2 separate regions of the Homo sapiens genome follow, and region 1 is linked to region 2. The links are chromatin contacts, found by Hi-C or POLR2A ChIA-PET in ENCODE. All regions are on one chromosome and are shown on one strand. The core of a region is the stretch at or near the end of the contact, and the rest is flanking DNA. Distances in the headings are between cores, read along the strand shown.

What was found. Hi-C counts contacts between places; a loop is a spot of excess contacts on that map. ChIA-PET counts read pairs that join two places held with the same protein, here RNA polymerase II (POLR2A). Pooled maps may share reads with other maps.
Region 1: a loop to region 2 is called in a pooled map, with 5 times the contacts of the local background. The contact joins two enhancer-like sites. A Hi-C loop is called at or near these places in 10 of 168 maps with a recorded cell type or tissue (CD14-positive monocyte, GM12878, GM13976 and 6 more) and 8 of 50 pooled maps. POLR2A ChIA-PET finds 5 or more read pairs at or near these places in 3 of 52 experiments (activated CD4-positive, alpha-beta T cell, activated T-cell and naive thymus-derived CD4-positive, alpha-beta T cell).

What each region holds. Positions count from the first base shown.
Region 1 is chr13:24,217,987-24,223,083 of GRCh38, reverse strand. SPATA13 (spermatogenesis associated 13) reads right to left here. Exons shown (of 13, transcript NM_001166271.3): 2 at 1-265. The coding sequence starts at 154. Among named protein-coding and RNA genes, the nearest start is that of SPATA13-AS1, 34 kb to the left of the region's middle. RefSeq lists an enhancer at 1,699-1,993. Within about 2 kb of position 2,808, at least 9 of the 41 ENCODE cell types and tissues checked have a DNase peak (open chromatin) inside an H3K27ac peak, as active enhancers do.
Region 2 is chr13:23,897,644-23,902,712 of GRCh38, reverse strand. No RefSeq gene overlaps it. Among named protein-coding and RNA genes, the nearest start is that of C1QTNF9B, 2.7 kb to the right of the region's middle. Within about 2 kb of position 1,297, at least 2 of the 41 ENCODE cell types and tissues checked have a DNase peak (open chromatin) inside an H3K27ac peak, as active enhancers do.

The DNA.
Region 1 (5,097 bases), core at 1,559-4,058, 320 kb before region 2:
AGACTCCATTTCCACACGCAAGGGAGGTCACCATCTTGGCGTCTTTCAGGTCCGAGCCTGCACAGGGGGCTGCGGGGCCTGGCCCGAGGCCGTTTGGGGCAGTGGTCATGTTCTCCAGGCAGGGTGCCCAGGGCCGCACGGCAGCCTGGGTCATGGCCACGGGCACTGCCGAGTCCGCAGACCGCAGCTCCAGGCCTTCATCTCCAGGAATGCCGTCCTGGCACTCACACCTGCCTTGCACATCGGGCTCCTGGGTGGCCACGGGCTGCAGTGAAAGACAAAGCAGGCGGTTTAGCCATTTCCCACGCAGTAGCCCCTCTGCTCACAGAAGAAGAGGCACGCTCCAGCACAGGGCTGGTCAGATGAAAGCTACTTCAAACTCAATTAAAACTGTACATTTCCCCTCCATTCACTTCATAAGTTGAAGGAAAGATGCAAATATACATCCCTGGACAGAGAAGGGTAATTATGGGCTGTGCCACGGACATGAAGGTAAACTCCTGAGCTCACTGGAACCTGTGTAGGTGAGACTAGGAAAAAAACCGCTGGAATGAAAATATCTAGGTATCATTCAACACTATCTTTTCTTCTTATTTGAAATGGAAAAAAAAATAATTAGGAAATACCAAAAGAAAACCTCACAACGATTTCAAAAGCATGACATTAAAATGGCAGCCTGTGTTGAATCCAACATACCGAATACTCAAACCAAGTGCTGGCACACGCAGGAATAAGCATGAGGAGCAGAGATGGAGCCCCACATGCTGGCAGCTGCCTCCTGTCCAGGAGGGCTGAGACGCCCAAACACTAACTGAGAGCCTCACAGGGCCACCTAGACACAGGCGGGAAGGACTCAGCAAGGACATGCCAGGGCAGCCTCTGAGAAGGAAACACATTGGTGGGGGTCTTTTTCCAACTGGCCATACAGCAGAGAGAAGTGAGGATGCTGCTGAAGTATATTAGAAATTCAGGGTTGGGTGCAGTGGCTCACGCCTGTAATCCTAACACTTTGGGAGTCCGAGGCACGTGGATCACCTGAGGTCAGACGTTCGAGACCAGCCTGGCCAATATCATGAAACCTCATCTCTACTAAAAATTCAAAAATTAGCCAGGCGTGGTGATGTGCACCTATAATCCTAGCTACTCGGGAGGCTGAAGCAGGAGAATCGCTTGAACCTGGGAGACAGAAGTTGCAGTGAGCCAAGATTGCGCCACTGCACTCCAAACTGGGCGACAGAGTGAGTGAGACTCCGTCTCAAAAAAAAAAAAAAAAAAAATTCAGAGGTAAGAATTCAAATTAAACAAATTCGGCATCTTTTTCCTCTTCCCACGTGCCCTGACAACCACACACTACTGCACCCATGCCCATCCCACACATCCACTTCCACACCTTCCCCCAATACCTGTATCCATATCTTTACTGCACACACCTGTATACATACTTTCCCACACACCTGTGTCCATGCCTTCCCCACACACCTGTGTCCATCCCTTCCCCTCAGATCTTGTCCATGCTTTCCCCATCATGCACATCTGTGTCCAAACCCTTCAACCCCACACCTGGGTCCATGGCCCTCCCCTGAAAAATGAAAATCCTGCTCCCCCTTAACCTTTCCCATCAGGCCAAGACCTGCTTAGCCTTCAAGTGATAGCCTACATGTCTCAGCCCCCCGTTCTCAATAAATAGTTACTGGATGAATGAATGATAGATTATGATAATAACCATAAAAGACTACCAACTTTTAAGTACTTACTATATGTCAGGCCTCTGCCCTAAGGTCTTGGAAAACATAACGTCACTGAGTACACACAGAAACCTAAGAGGTCACAGAATGACTTGCATTTTTCAGACAACCAGATGGATACTCAGGCAGGTTAGGTCATTTGCCTGGGAGTCCTGCAGCTGTCCCCACAAAGCCCACACTCTTCTCCACTGCAGTAAACTAATGAACAGAGAAGCACAATGGGCATCTGTACCCCAGGCATCTGACTCCAATTCCTGGGCCTCACGACCCTGACTGTAAATAAATCCCAAAAATCTTTAGACATCAGTCAATGCCATTACCTCCAAGGCCACAGAGGCCAAAGGCAAGAGAGGAACAAGAGGAGGACATTTTTTAAAGATCTTGAGATCAGATCCCAATTTAGCGTATCCCTATCAAGTGCAGAATCTGACCCCATGCAAACAGAAACATCTCTCTTCTGCTCCTACGCCCCATGTTCTTGATGGGTTCTATTTTTATTTGCCCCTACATCATTTCCAGTGAGAAGGGATTCCCACAGACAGCCATAGGTAAAGGGTCAAAGAGTTGATTCCACCCGGGACAAGGGAGGCTACGATGACTTAGACCATCAGCCAATTCCATTCATCAGAAGACTGATGGGCTACCACACGCCCTCTGCAGTTTAATGTTCTAATGGAGGAATTAGGGGGCCAGAGGAGCTGGGGGTTACATTTGGATGAGCCACATAAGCAGAGGCTTGAATCATCTCTGCGATGAGACTGGATATGAAGCCTGTAACCAGTTGCAAAGTAAGTTCAACATTTGATATCACCTATCCAACCTCATGTGCTCTAGAAGGGATAGGGAATTTCATTGTTTCAGCATCTCAGAATCATGAAATGAATGAGATTGTTTAATCAAAAGGTCAAGTCCAGTTCACAGGCACTGACATTAGTAGTAATGGTCTTCTTATGACTCGCACTGAATACAGAAGAGAAGGCATGATTTCTGCCTTGTAATTCAGGGGATTAGACAGCTTCCTGACACCACCAGAGGGCACTATAAGACCTTTTATAACCAAGAAGGAAACAAGGGCCCAAGACATGGGAATCGGCCTAACCTTGGTGCTGTCATATGGCTCTTGAGTCAGTCATTTCAGTGATCTGTATTTCAGTGCTGTCTACAGAGGAAGAGGTACCAACATTTATGCATATACCCACTTCATGAGCATCTACTGGGTACAAGCGTCTGTGCGGGTCCCATGAGGAATTCAAGGCAATGATAAGGTAATCGCTCATTCTAGATAAGAAACTGGCAAGAGCAAAGCAACAGTCAACGACACACAGTACAACTGGGAGGCAGTACATTTGGGGGACCAGGTGTCTGACTGACCCAGGAATGAAGGGTATCTCAGGATATGGGACTTTCAGGGTTGAAACCAGCAAAGTTCCTTGCAAATGGGGTAACTGATCACTCTACAGTAAGTAGAACAGTATCATTGGAAGGAAAGCTCAGTGCGATAAATTAGTAAAATTAAGGTGAAAGTGGGTTTAGAAAAGCCTACACATCCTTAATCTAATACCTCATCATTCTTTGAGACGAACTGCAGGTGTCTCCTTCCCCAGGAATTCCTTCCTGAGCCCCCTGCAATGAATGAAATCCCTTACTCTGTGCTTCCACAGGCCTTCAGGCATCTCATCAAATTGTTTTTACCAAAATGGATTATAATGATAGCTTTATATGGCTGCCTTCAAACAAGACTGTGCACTCTCTGAGGGTAAGAATGCTGTGCTTTGCACACTTAGATTTAACTTCGATGTGAAGTCGTATCAGTTATCCTGCCTTGTCTAATCCGTACCAAGGTAAGAAGTTGTTACAACCCACTATGTTTTTATAGAGTGAAGAAGTTGAAATTTTCTAACACTCAGAACTTAATTTCTAGGATTCAGATTTCATAAAACACATGCAAAAAATTGGGGTTTCTAATTGGGACAATATGCTTTTTAAACGACCAGTGACTTAGTATTTTGTTCCTGAGCTGAACAACGTGATTGTTGTGTGCTGCTAAGAATGAAACTGAAAATTATGGAAAAAAAGCCTTTTCCTGGAATTTCTGAGTAACATACCAAGTTGCATTATTTAGAACTAATAATTTGACCTCAATTAACTAACCAAGGGTTGCAATTCAATTAGTGGTTTTGTAGCAAGTCTTATAAATTGTGGGAACTCTGCCAGAGATAGGAAGAGAACAGAACTAAGAAAGAATTTCAGATAGGAATATTGTGAAATCCACTGTCTACAAGCTGGATTCTAGGGTGTATGAACTTTAGAATGAAACTTTTTTTTTTTTTTTTTTGGTGATAATGAGAATTTGCACCAAAAACAAACAAACAAAAAAATGAAACAAACAAACAAAAAAGCTTCTGACCAGTAATTTTTAAATAAAAACTTAAATTTGAAATTCAGGAATATAGAACAGATTAAATGTACAAAAAAGCAGGAAGGTTTTTGTAATATACTCATCATGTACATCAGGAGTGTCTAACCTTCTGGCTTTCCTGGGTCACATTGAAAGAATTGTCTTGGGCCACACATAAAACACACTAACACAACTGCTGATGAGATTAAAAAAAAAATCGCAAAAAAAAAAACCCCTCATAATGTTTTACCAAAGTTTACGAATTTGTGTTGGGCCACATTCAAAGCTTCCCTGGGCCACATGCAGCCTGCGGCCCACTGGTTAGAGAAGCTTGATTTACATGATAACAAAGTGACACTGAAAGAAAACATATTGAAATCCAAAATGCTGAAGGAGTGAGTGCAGACCCTTAAATCACAGCTGCACAGAATGTTGCCCTAGGGAACATGTGACCCCTATTCATGCCAGTGAGGATGCTAGGGCCCAGTGAGGCTGAGTAGCTTACTACCATTGCTGTAGTGACAGCCCAGCAGGGTGGAAATCAGAGGGTCCACCCCAGCACTGCTACCTCCTGGCCAGAACCTGGGGGTCATGCTAGACCCTCTTCCTTCCCTACAGATTACACCAGGTCTAAGCGACTCTACTGCATGCCCACCAGCCCTTTGTCGGCATGGTGGCTGGTGCCTCATTCCCAGCCTGCATTACCTTCCACCTGGATGACCATGGTCTGGCTCACTGCCCACCCATCCTTCACTCTGCTGCCAGAGTCCATTCCACACTGCAGATGGGTGTGTCACTGAACCAGGGTCACTGGCTGCCTGTGGACTTTGAGGAGATGTTGAATGTCCTGTGCCTAATACAGGACGCCTTTCCCTCCAGCAGGGCTGAGCTATTTGTCATGATCCTCACACCACCATGCCTTTGCGAGTTTTGTCTGCTCTCAGGCTCTTTCTC
Region 2 (5,069 bases), core at 48-2,547:
GGGGAATTGTATGGCAGGAAGGCTGATTTTATTTAGCTGGTCCTTGATTCTTGGTTTGCGCAGTATCTGGGTCCAGCCTGCAGCCCTCGGGTCCAGGTAAGTTCATTAGGAAAAGATTTATTTACATTCAATTTAAGGCATCTAGGTCCTAAAACAGCACTTATATTATCTGTGGGATAATCCTGCTTATTAATTTGCAGAATAGTCAGATGTCTATAGAGTTTTGGGTAGGAAAGGGGTAAGCCGCTTTCAAAATTTATTCTCGAGGAGGCTGAAGAGGAGACAAAGGCAGGTTTTGAAATTCTGCTAGAACACTACCACTGGCTAGGAGGAGAGAGAGAAACCATTAATAAGTCATGAGAATAATGGACCTTTTTAACAGAGCTTTCTAGAGAAGCTTATAGCTTATTTTGCACAAATTTTAATGTGTACTTTTTTTTTTGATCAGGTTCACGTATTCAACTTGTATACATTTTCATATTTATGGCTGTGCTAATTTACAGTGTAGGAGAAAACCATCAATATATGTTGAAGAAGAAATCTATGAAGTGCACAATAGAGAGAGTGCATGAAAGAGAATATATTCGATGAAGGCACCCTAGAGCTATTGGACTCTTAGATCGTCAGATCTGGGAGGGTGTTCATCCTTTCCAGTGCATGCAGGAGGAAGCTGAGGCTCTGAGGTTTGGAAACCCGGGAGATACCACTCAGCTGATTTCTAGCAGGTTTGTATTAAATCTTAGTTTTGGAGAGTTAAGAATCTTGAGGAGTGATAACCCTGGCCGTTGAATTAAGGACATGATGTTCTTGGAGAAAATTAATCAGGAAGGGCACTGGGTGAACATTTATCAAGAGATTCTTTAGCAAAGGACAAATATAGGTAAAGCATAGGGAAATGAGCCAGAAATAAATGAATTAAATAAGAACCTATTTTGGGGGGACTAAAAAACAATAACTTCAAAGTTATTTGCAGTATGTGTCCCTTTGCCCCGACCAAGCCAGTATGTCTGACTCATGCGATCACAGCATTCTGCAGAATGACCTCTAGTCTCTATACATTCATACGATATGAATGTATAGAGATCTTGTCTTGATCTGTCTAAGGCAGTGACTGTTGTTCCTTTTTACATATATTACTGGGAGGGTTTTATGCTCAGTGAGTCCCCAACAGCTGTCACTCTGGCTGACTACAGTAGTCTGCAAGCCTCCTCACTTCTGATGAGCAGCCACACCTTGGGCAGTGCACGCCTTGTATTAGTCAGGATGTGGGCTCAGCTGTGTGTCAAGACCCCAAATAACAGTGGCTTATGCAAGGTAGAAGTCTATTTCTGTTTCATGTGCTCATGTCAAAGATGTGCTGGCAGGACAGGTCTGGCCTGTGGAGTCATCTGAGGCCAGGGATTTTCTGTCCCCAAACTCTGTTGCCCTCCTTCAAGGAGTCCCACATGGTTCACCATGCCATGCTCACCCCCACACAGGAAGCGGGAAAGGGCACCCCCTTACCCTTTAAGGCCGGTCATTGCACACAATTACACGCCTCACTTTTTTTTTGCTCATTCCCATGGCCCGTAATTTAGTTTCACGGTCATATCCAGGCTGCAAGGGAGGCTAGGGAGTGCAGTCTATCGTGGGGGGCTAGGAGCCCAGCCAAAATTTCTATTACTCTGGATGAAGGTGAGAAGGGGTATTGGAGATAACTAGTAACTCCACAAAAGCACTGACAAGGATCAGAGTTGATACCCAGTCACCTTCCCAAGTGATGGTCCACACACATTTGGAACCAGGATAGTATTTCTTGCATGCCTGCATTGATTCATTCAACAAATACTTGACTGAAAATAAGGCACTGAAAATAAGGAAGTAGAAAAATGCAGTCACCATCTTCATAAAGCTCTAACCCAGGTTGGTGCCTACTAAGTGATCACTAGTCTAGGTGTGGTGTACAGAGTAAGTGGGGACTGGGGAGGACAGTAATTCAGATGAGAGAGAGAGTGGGTGATTGCAGGGAAAGATGGGAGACAGAAGAGGCTCCTAGCTCTTTCCAGAAGGCACTCCTGGAAAAAGACCAGACCCAGAATTAAAAAAGTCGAGAGTGTAACTGTAGTTGAACTAATGAAACTGAGAGTCCAACCCATAACTTTGTGAGAGGCACAAATGTAATTTTTTATTTTTCAAAATAACATTAATATAATTTCTTCTATATTCCTTGTGCAAACCCTCAATGTTCTACATTAAAGAAGAGGCTAAATAGGAGGTATAAACTTTCTAAATTTTCTTATGAATAAATAGTGCTGAGCTGGGTGGTGGCCATGTCTCTAATCCTAGCTATTCAGGAGGCTGAGGCAGGAGGACCACTTAAGCCTAGGAGTTCGAGTCTGGCCTGGGCAACATCATGAGACTATATCTCTATAAACAAACAAACAAGCAAACAAATAGAACAGAAATAGTGCCACAACTTACTTTGCTGCGTATTTGGGAGAACGCATATTAGTTAATCAAAATCATTTGCTGAAGGTTGTCTACATGCTGTATAAACAAGCTAGATAGACTCTACCTACATCAAGTATGCAAAGCTAGTGAAAGAATTACAGAAGAGTAACCATTTGCTTCCAGGCTGGCGGCTTCTTCCCTGGAGAGCAAGTTGGAGTTTATCCTAACCTGACACCTTTATGATCTTCTGATCATTTTATTCCTGGAATAGTTGTACTCCACATTTTGAAAGGCTAAAATGAAAATTATAGAACCCTCAACAAAGTTTGGTTGATGGAATTTCGATTTGACTGTTTCCAGCCACTTCTGAGTTTAACAAAGGAGGCTCATGTATATTCTTCATGGAATTTGGCTCCAAGAAAACTCAACTCAATTTCCTGGAATGGAGCGGATTTGTGACTTCAAAGAGAAACATCTGCATTTCCTTTTCTAAAAATACTCCATTTGCATTAGACTGCACCCTGTGACATTTCCACCAGATGGCAATACAGTCTTTGGATGACAGAGAGTCTTGCTGGTTTTCAAAATCTAGAAATATTTGTGTAGGCACTATAAAAAAGCATTTTTTAAATGAAAAGCTCCCATAACTGCCCCGCATTCTAAAGCAACCATCTTTATTTGCACATACTCACTTTGAGTTTTTGTCAATATTCATACAGTCGTTAAGTACATTTATAATGTGCATGGCATTTTAGTCTGCTATCAAAATTCAGCACAACATATATCATTCACATATTTCTACATGACCTTCATGATTATTGCAGCAGTTACATACTATTACACATAGTAAACCTTTCCCCTATTGTTACATAGTATGTAGTATGCACTTTTTCACCTGTTATAGATAATGCTGCAGGTAATGGCACACAATTGGCACACAGTTTTGGAACATTAGGAAGAACTTTAGGGATAGGAATACAGGGTGAAAGACATAGATGTCTTTTGCTCTTTAACTTTTCCAGAAAGATGTGCAGATTTACGTGGCTATCAGCACTGTGAGAGGATCTGGGTTCTGACCAGTTGCACTAGGCCCACGTTTTTGTTTTACTTTAATTTTTTAAATCCTAAAAGTCAGGTGCAGGGGCTTTAGCCTGTAATACTAGCACTTTGGGAGACTGAGGTGGGAGCTCAGGAATTCAAGACCAGCCTGGGCAACAGAGTTAGACCCAGTCTCAAAAAAAAAAAAAAAAAAAAAGAAAGCGAGAAAGAAAACGAAAGGGAGGGAGGGAGGGAAGGAAGGAAGGAAAAAAGAAGAAAAGAAGAGAAGAGAAATTAGGGCCAGTGGCATTGGGTCATGCCTGTAATCCCAGCACTTTGGGAGGCCAAGACGGGCAGATCACCTGAGGTCAGGAGTTTGAGACCAGCCTGGCCAACATGGTGAAACCCCGTCTCTACTAAAAATACAAAAATTAGCCGGGCGTGGTGATGGCGCCTGTAATCCCAGCTACTCGAGAAGCTGAATTGCTTGAACCTGGGAGGCGGAGTTTGCAGTGAGCAGAGATGGCACTCCAGCCTGGGTCACAAGAGTGAAACTACATCTCAAAAAAAAAAAAAAAAAAAATTAGCCGGGTGTGGTGGTGCATGCCTGTAGTCCCAGCTGCTTGGGAGGTTGAGGCAGGAGGATCACTTGAGCTGGGAGGTTGAGACTACAGTGAGCTGTGATTGCATGACTGTACTTCAGCCTTGGTGATGGAGCAAGACCTTGTCTCCAAAAATTATATATATATCCTAAGACATCTCCCATGATGATACATTAATTTCATTCAACAAGTATTTGTTCAATCTGCTGTTCCAAGTTTAATATTGAGTACTGGGAAGGCAATAATGAGGAAATACAGTCAGGCGGGGAGTCAGATTCTTCATCCTACAATTATGTAAACAAGTGTCAAGCCCCTGCCATGACAAGCGCCATGTGGGAGAGTAACAGGGTGCTCCACAGCCCTGAGTGGGAGCGTTGCTGAGTCAGGAGGCCCAGCCATCCACGTTTCATCTTCCTTCCAGGCCTTGCGTTTGCTGCTCCGTTTGGAGCACTGCCCAAGCGTTGTCTTAGCTCCTGCTGCGGGGGAAACTGCATGGATAACCTGGGGTGGGGGCAGTGTCTACAGAGGAAAGGACTTGAAAATGCACTTCTCCCGAACTAGGTGATGTTTTCTGTGTGTGTGGCCCTTCTTCACAGTGGCCTCCTAGAAAAACAAGACCCTGACTCAAAGAATACCTCTCATTACAGTAAGACTGTTTGGAATGCTTTACTTTTTTAAAAATTTAATTTAATTGTTTAATGTGGTAAAAAAAATATATAACATAAAACTAACCAGCTTAACCATCTTAAGGGCACAGTTCAGTGGCATTAAGTACATTCTCTTTGTTGTGCAACCATCACCACCACCCATCTCCAGAACTCTTTTAAAATCTTCCCAAACTCTGTACCCATCAAACAACTCCCATTTCCTTCTCTCTTCACCTCTGGCAACCATCATCCTACTTTTTCTTTATATGAGTTTGACGGCTCTAGGAACCTCTTATAACTGAAGTTATCCAGGTCTGTCTGTTTGTGACTAGCTAGTTTCACTTAGCATAAT